Regions from separate parts of the Homo sapiens genome. Here region 2 is linked to region 1. Evidence: chromatin loops called from intact Hi-C (ENCODE). Cell type or tissue: IMR-90. All regions are shown on one strand. Links, peaks and the distances in the headings refer to the core of each region. The heading gives the core; the rest is flanking DNA.

Region 1 (4,120 bases), core at 1,043-3,542:
AGCCAATTCCCCTAATAAATTCCTTTTTATCTATCTATCTATCTATCTATCTATCTATCTATCTATCTATCTTCTATCTTCCCTCTCTCTCTCTCTGTAGACACACACACACACACACACACACACACACACACACACACTATTGGTCCCATATCTATGGAGAACCCTAATACTGAACCTTCCAGCTTCAGTCACCATAGGGAGATTGCTCAGTGTCAAGTCCAAAAAATTCTAACCAAAGGAGTCAAGAGTCAGTAGCCCACTTTGGATTGAGTGCCAGTTAGGTTGATGGGTCATGTACTATATACAGAGAGAGAGAGAGAAAGAGAGAGAGAGCTCCTGTGAGAAATACGGATGGGAAAGGTGGCAGTTTCTAGAAAAACAAGTATGTGAGTGTGGAGGAGACAATCCTATAGATCTCCATCCACTCTAACAATTAGCCTATTGTTTCCATAGTAAAATGGAATTTTATAAACATTAATGTCATAGAACCCATGATTCAACATTCAACCATTTGCAAATATTTTCCATTCTTTGCAAAAGCAATATCATTGGCAAGGCTAGCACAGGCTAGGTGTGGTTGTGATTTTCTTTTTGGTTGCTGTGCCAGAGGGACCCTTGCTTTTCAGGATTCCCAAGGATTAGAGCTTCCATGTGTCGAAGGTAAGGACAGAGTAAACAGGATGCATAATTCTTAGGCAGCATGAATGGCTGCAAAAAGGCCTTGAGGTTTCATCAGCCAGCATTTCTGAAGCATCTCCTATGCAGCAAGCATTCTGTAAGGTGATGCCCTCAGCAGTAGGCTGGTACCTCAATAAATATTTATGCAATAAATATTTGCTGAATGGAATATGTGTGTGGCATTTAGTGACCTTTGGTTCATTCTTGCTGAAGAGCCCAGCAGCTTCTCACATGCAAATGATGCCACAGTCACCCAAGCCCCTGTCACCACTGCAAACACAGACAGCTGCACCTTGGAAGATGGGAACCTGAAACATTTTCATGGGCTTACTTAGTTGATGGAGGTGATGGTGAAGGTGGGAGTGGAAGCTGTGGAGGTGTGGCAATTGAGAACACTGGGTCTCAAACTGTAGCATGTATTCAAATCACCTGGAAGGCTTGTTAAAACAGATTCCTGGGCTCTGCCCTAGTAGGTCCTTGGCAGGCCTGAGAATTTGCATTTCTAACAAGTTCCCAGGTAATACTGATGCTGCCGGCTGACTTTGAGAACCACAGAGCTATCAGAGTGGCCCTTCTCAAGCCTGGCTACACATTAAAAATCACCTGGTAGCCCCCTCCCCACTACCCTAGCAGAGACCAACTAGATGAGAATCTCTGGGAATTGGTCTGAGGTTATGTCTCAGCTCTACAGGTGATTCCAATGTGCATCCAGAGGCCATAATCAGTGCCTTACATCAACCAAGACAAATGTAAACATGATAGGGCAGAGAGAAGGCCCTTGGAGAGAGCCTTAGACACATGAAGTATAAGCTAAAATTCTTCTATGTCAGTTAGTTTGATTAGTACTGACTGCCAAATAGCAAAAGAAGCCCCCACAGATCCATGGGGTGGGGGGAGGCTCAGTACTTTTAAGATTTGTGAAGGGGTCCCAAGAACAAAACAATTGAGAACTAGCATTATTAGCTCTATGGTGAACAATAGGACCCTCAGGAAGTGCCAGACCTGGGAGGGAACTTGGGTACCCTACAACCGGGCTCTCATTTTACAGATGAGAAAACTGAGGCTCGGCTCTCTAGCGGTTTGCCGGCAGGTCACCCAAGGGGCAATGACAGAGCCAGCCCTGGGCTCTGATGGCAGCTTCTGTGCTTCCTGATTCCCATCCCTGGGATTGAGACCGGGACAACGCTTTTCCATAGGTGTTCCTAGATTAGCAGAGGATGCTGGGAACAGCTTTCTGTGGCTCATTCTTGCATAGAAAGAAAACCCTCCTAAAGGTTTTGGAATCTCGCCCTTCATGTTCACTGTGCTCACACAAAGCTCTTCTTTTCAGAAGCAGTTCTTTTCTCAGAACACTTCAAATGTAACAAATATACATCCATCAGCGTGGAGCGGCAATCAGCTCACTCACTATTCATTCGAGTTGGTGACCCAGGGCCTCCGCGCCCTGGAAACGCTCCACGGGGACACCGCGCCGTGCCAGAGAAGCTGGCCTCCAAACAACCCGCTGTAAACAGCTTTGCAGAGATCTTCCTCTGGAGGGCACAGATCCCTGGGATTGCTAGGATGAGGTTTCTCATTCTTTCCGAAGTAAAGGGAACTGGCAAAGTTAAAGCAGGAATGAAAGAGCTTTGATCTTATGAGGCGGAGGTGCTTATCCCAGCTGGGGTTAACAAGGAGGACATTCAAGCACTGCGAGCGGTCCACTCCTCGTTCTTGCATGCCCCAGCCCTGAAGGAAGTGGGTTGCAGCTCTCGTTACCCATCCTCCAGGTGGATCCTCTTCCTTCTGCCCGCCCTCAAAAGGCAAAGAACCACTGCGGGCTGATGGCGCCCTCTGGAGGCCGTGATGGGAAACTGTGTGCCTCAATTTTGCAGCCACGGCTGCCTTCCCCTCCCCCACTTTCCAGGGGCTCCTGCCCAGGTCGGGCTTCCCAAGGTCTCTTCCTCAGTACATTACACATACTCCTTCTTATGTGTGAGCACATAGATAGCAAAGCACCCAGAGGCACGCATACCCTTCTTTAACCCCCCGGTTCATCTCAAGTCTTACCTGTCAGTTATCTCACGTTAAAAAAAAAAAAAAAAAACAATTCCACCTCCCTCTTTTCATTCCATTTGTGTTGCCCAGAGTTTAATCACATCTGACAAGACTCACAGGGGTGTTAGTGAAAGAACTCTACCAAGGGAAAGAAACACCACCTGCAATGAAGTAAAACTGAGTGCAGTCAACAGATGTAATCCTGTAGGGCCTGGTGGGGCTGCCAGGCTCCCAGGTAGAGGAAACCACCATCGCAGTTTGCAGAAGACTAGTGGAGCTCCCGGGTCATGAGATTATTAAGTGCTAAAACCGGGACACTCCCATTAAAACTGTGGCAGTGGGTCGCCCTACTTCAAGGACTTGGTGGTCCAGAGGTTTCGCCTTCCTGGGAGATTTCTCCTTGATTCATTCGGGAGAAATGAAAGAACTGAGTGGGGAAGGAAAAATGAAAGTAAGTATTAAATAGCTCTTATAAATTACAGGAATTTGGGGAGCACCCATGCTTACGCAGACACGTAGGCAGATGTATAGAGTACACCGATTTGGATTTAATGTAGGATGACTATTGATTCCGTTTTTGAAGCATTCATACTAACAATGTCCCTTAAATAAAAGCAATCTCACATTTTTGTCAAAGAAACATTAATAATTTCCACTTATGCATGTTTGCGTAATTTCTTATTACTCTAGTTAAAAAGCTTATGCATCTCATAAAAGCTAAAAAGTAATAGCTGCTTTTAAATTTTATTTTTTATTTTTATGAGTACATAGTCGGAGTGTGTATTTATGGGGTATATGAGATGTTTTGATACAGGCATACAATGCATTATAATCACATCAGGGTAAATGGAGTATCTATCACCTCAAGCATTTATCATTTCTTTGTGTCACAAACATTCCAATTATACTTTTAGTTATTTTTAAATGTACAATAAATTACTGTTGACTGTAGTCACCCTGTTGTGCTATCACATTCTTATTTATTCTATCTAACTATATTTTTGTACCCATTAACCATCCCCAATGTCTTCCACTTCCTACTGCCCCTCCCAGCCCATGGTAATCATCATTGTGTTCTCTATCTCCATGAATTCAATTGTTTTAATTTTTAGTTCCCACAAATGAGTGAGAATATGTAAAATTTGTCTTCTGTGAATGGCTACTTTTTATTGAGCACTTGACTACTGAGAACCGCACTGTCTTTTTATCATACACAAATGATGGATGAGGAAACTGAGCCTTAGAGAGGCAGGTGACTTGCCCAAAGTAAATGGCAGAGAAATATTTGCATTCAGGTCCCTGACCACAAAGCCTGTGCTCTAAACCACACATATTAGATTTGTTTTGTATATGGTCTCTTACCTCATAAAAATAACACATTGCTTAACATTTTATAAGCGTC
Region 2 (4,120 bases), core at 544-3,043, 390 kb after region 1:
TTTCGTCTCAAAAATTATTTGTTCACATGTGTCATTGCCATCAACTCCAAGAAAAATACATTTCCTGGGAGAGTCCATTGAAAATTCTGACAAGTTATGAAAAATCTGCTCCCAGGAACAGTAATAGTACCCAAGCAGTACCTAAGTCCTTAAGCCAAGTTATTGATGCAGCTCATTTACCATCATTTCTTATCAATCAAAGAACTATCATTCAAATGGATAGGCACTGATTCTTGGTCCAAGAGGCATGCTCCCACCTCCGGGAGTCCATTCCACAGGATACTGGAAGATGTATGGAGACATTTTATAAATTTCAAAATGACTTGAGGTGCTCTTGACACATAGTGTCTAGGGACAAGGGATTTTACCAATACCTGGGATGGTCCCACGTGAAAAAGATTTTTGCTCTAAAATGGCAAAAGCATCCCTCTGAGAAACAGTGAAGGACTGGTTTGAGTATAAACTGCAGATCACTCCTGGTGGAAACCATAAAACACTGTTATAACATATACCTAATCCTTACCTCATGAAACACACACAGAGAATGTGAATTTACAGATGTCACCCACCTGAAAGTCAACTTTCCTTATCTCATTTGATTAGGCTGGGAAGACGCCGATGGATCTGGTGCTACACTGGCAGAATGGAACCAAAGCAATATTCGACAGCCTCAGAGAGAACTCCTACAAGACCTCTCGCATAGCTACATTCTGAGGCAAACGACAGACTCTTAATCAGTAAATGTTCACTGGCATTTTGAAGGCATGGCCCAAGAGAAGAGACACTAGCCATAAAATCTAGTTTCTATTTATCAACGTGTTGTGAAGATGTACCTAATGAAGTTTTGAGAAAGCACAGGGTTATAGGTGTTTAAATTTCCTTTAGTGAAACTCTTATTTATTTTTATGTATTCCTGTTTATTTATTTACTGCCACGCTACTGATATTCAGACCTTCATGATCATCCATCTGGTGAGCAGAGCTTCATTTGTATATAACACTTTCAGAGCCTTCCCACCCATAGGTAGTTCTTAAACCAGGTGAAAGAGCAAAGTTCAAGTGCCTACTTATGTGTCATTCGCTCATGTAAGAGTTTTTAAGAGAGGGCTGATTATCACAGCCCTCTTTTCTCCTGAATTTTTAATGCAGAAGTTTGAATGAAGCAAGGGAAGGCATGTAGGGACAGGAAAGGAAACAATGGAAGGAAAGTGATTCTGTGAAAAGGACAGTGAAGCCAGCTATTTTACCCCCAGGCTGGATTTTTTTTTTTTTTTTTTTTTTTTTTTTTTACCGAGTACACAGAGTACCCAAGTGAAGAGAACGTCATGAGTGTAAGTGCAAATCAGTGGAAGGAGCGGCAAACTGGGACATGCAGAATTGAATTTGCTCAAAAAAGATGAAAGGAAATGCAAACTGTAAATGTATAAATGTATATTGTATTGTATGTACATTTTATATTCATAATAAAGGCAATCAAACTCTAAACCTCTAAGTCCTTCTATAAGTGTGGTGGAAATGTCCTATGTGAAAAAAAAAGCTATATAGGAGGGTTTTTTTTTTCCATTGTTTTCCAAGTTTTGCAGATTAGAAATGTCCCGTACAACAGCACTCCCAGTATTTAATATGTATACAGATCACCTGGGGATCTGGTTAAAATGCAGATTTCTGATTCAGCTGGTCTCAGGTGGGGCCTGAGATTCTGCTTTTCTGACAAGCTCCCAGGTGACAGGCCACGAAATGCCACCACCACACTGAGCAGCTAGGCCGAGAGCCATAAAGACACAAAGGAATTCTAGCGAGCTTTCAGTCCCAGTGGTGTGTAGAAAGAGACCCCTGGTGGTCAGAATGATTTCTGCATGGTAAACCCGCATTTCTTACGAAGTTCCCATTAAGGCTTAACTAGTGACTTTTTTAAATTTAAATTTTAAGTTCTGGGGTACATGTGCAGGATGTGCAGCGGTGTTACATAAACGTGTGCCATGGTGGTTTGCTGCACCTATCAACCCATCACTTAGGTATTAAGCCCAGCATGCATTAGCTATTTTTCGTAATGCTCTCCTTCCTCCCACCCCACCCCCTATACAGGTCCCAGTGTATTTTGTTCCCCTCCCTGTGTCCATGTGTTCTCATTGTTCAGCTCCCACCTATAAGTGAGAACATGCGGTGTTTGGTTTTCCGCTCCTGTGTTAATTTGCTGAGAATAATGGCCTCTAGCTGCATCCATGCCCCTGCCAAGGACATGATCTCATTCTTTTTATGGCTGCGTTGTATTCCATGGTGTATATCTACCATATTTTCTTTATCCAGTCTATTATTGATGGGCATTTGGGTTGGTTCCATGTCTTTGCAATTGTGAATAGTGCTGCAATGAACATATGCATGCATGTATCTTTGTAGTAGAATGATTTATATTCCTTTGGGTACATACCCAATAATGGGATTGCTAGGTCAAATGGTATTTCTGGTTCTAGATCTTTGAGGAATCACCACACCATTTTCCACAATGGATGAACTAATTTACATTCCCACCAACAGTGTAAAAGTGTTCCTATTTTTCTGCAACCTTGCCAGCATCTGTTATTTCTTGACTTTTTAAGTAACTGCCATTCAGACTCCATCCATCTGACAAAGCTCTAACATCCAGAATCTACAAGGAACTTAAATTTACAAGAAAAAACAACCCCATCAAAAAAGTGGGCAAAGCACACGAACAGACACTTCTCAAAAGAAGATATTCATGTGGCCAACAAACATCTGGAAAAGAAAGCTCAATATCACTGATCATTAGAAAAATGCAAATTAACTGGAGATTTAACAATTCTTGTGGACAGGGACTGGCAATGTCAAAGACTTCCCAGGAGAGAACACACAGGTCCATGATTTTTGACCTCCAGACCACCATAATAAAACTAATATCACAATAAAGTGAGTCACAATTTTTTTTGGTTTTCTAGTGCATACAAAAGTTATGTTTACATTATCCTGTGGTTTAATAATTGTGCTATAGCACGATGTCTAAAAAACACTGTACCTACCTTAACTTAAAAATACTTTATTGCTAAAAAAAATGCTAATGATCATCTGAGCCTTCAGTGAGTCATAATCGTTTTAATGGCGGAGGGTCTTCCCTCCATGTGGATGGCTGCTGACTGATGAGGGTGGTAGTTGATGAAGATTGGGATGGCTGTGTCAATTTATTGAAAGAAGACAACAATAAGCTTACCACATCAATTAACTCTTTCATAAAAGATTTATCTGTAGCATCTGATGCTATTTGATAGCATGTTACTATCAATAGAACATCTTTCAAAATTGGAGTACATCCTCGCAAACCCTGTTACTGCTTTATTAACTAAGTTGATGTAATATTCAAAATCCTTTTTTTGTCATTTCAACAATGTTTACAGCATCTTCACTAGGAGTAGATTCCATCTCAAGAAACCACTTCCTTTGCTCATCCATAGGAAGCAACTTCTCAGCTGTTCAAGTTTTATGACAAGATTGCAACAATTCAGTCACATGTTCAGGCTCCACTTTTAGTTTTCTTGCTATTTCCACCACATCAACAGTTACTTACTCCACCGAAGTCTTGAACCCCTCCAAGTCATTCACACAGGTTGGAATTAACTTCTTTCAAATTCCAGTTAATGATATTTTTACCTCCTCCAATGACCCACGAATGTTCTTAATGGCATCTAGCATGGTGAATCCTTTCCAGAAGGTTTTGAATTTATTTTGCCCAGATCCATCAAAGGAATCGTTATCTACGGCATATAGCCTTATGAAATGTGTTTCTTAATAAGACTTGATTCAAAATGACTCCTTGATCCATGGGCTACAGAATGGATGTTGTGTAAGCAGGTATGAGAATAACATTCATCTCCTTGTACATCCTCATCAGATGCACGTCTCCATCAGTCTTGGGTGACCAGGTGCATTTTCAATTAGCAGTAATGTTGTGAAAGGAATATTTTTTTTTCCTGAACAGTAGGTTTCAATGATGGGCTTAAAATATTCAATAAACTATGATGTAAAAAGATGTGCTATCATCAAGGATTTGTGGTACAATTTATAGAGCACAGGCAAAGTAGATTTAGCATAATTCTTAACAACCCTAGGAT

Evidence for each region. A loop is a pair of places that touch in the nucleus more often than their neighbours do. Peaks named below come from ENCODE experiments on the same cell type or tissue, not always from the same donor. Only the 100,000 strongest peaks of a DNase experiment are listed, where the experiment ranks them.
Region 2: a loop joins it to region 1, with 6 times the contacts of the local background. A loop is called at or near these places in 8 of 110 quality-filtered maps.

The regions. Positions count from the first base shown.
Region 1 is chr10:91,296,824-91,300,943 of GRCh38, reverse strand. No RefSeq gene overlaps it. Among named protein-coding and RNA genes, the nearest start is that of PCGF5, 78 kb to the right of the region's middle. In IMR-90, for the core only: a CTCF peak has its summit at 2,524 (motif pointing left); a DNase peak (open chromatin) is centred at 2,453; H3K4me3 peaks cover 446 bases; H3K27ac peaks cover 414 bases.
Region 2 is chr10:90,909,460-90,913,579 of GRCh38, reverse strand. It overlaps ANKRD1 (ankyrin repeat domain 1), which reads left to right. Exons shown (of 9, transcript NM_014391.3): 9 at 604-1,484. The coding sequence ends at 714. Among named protein-coding and RNA genes, the nearest start is that of ANKRD1, 9.6 kb to the left of the region's middle. In IMR-90, for the core only: a CTCF peak has its summit at 1,829 (motif pointing left); a DNase peak (open chromatin) is centred at 1,819.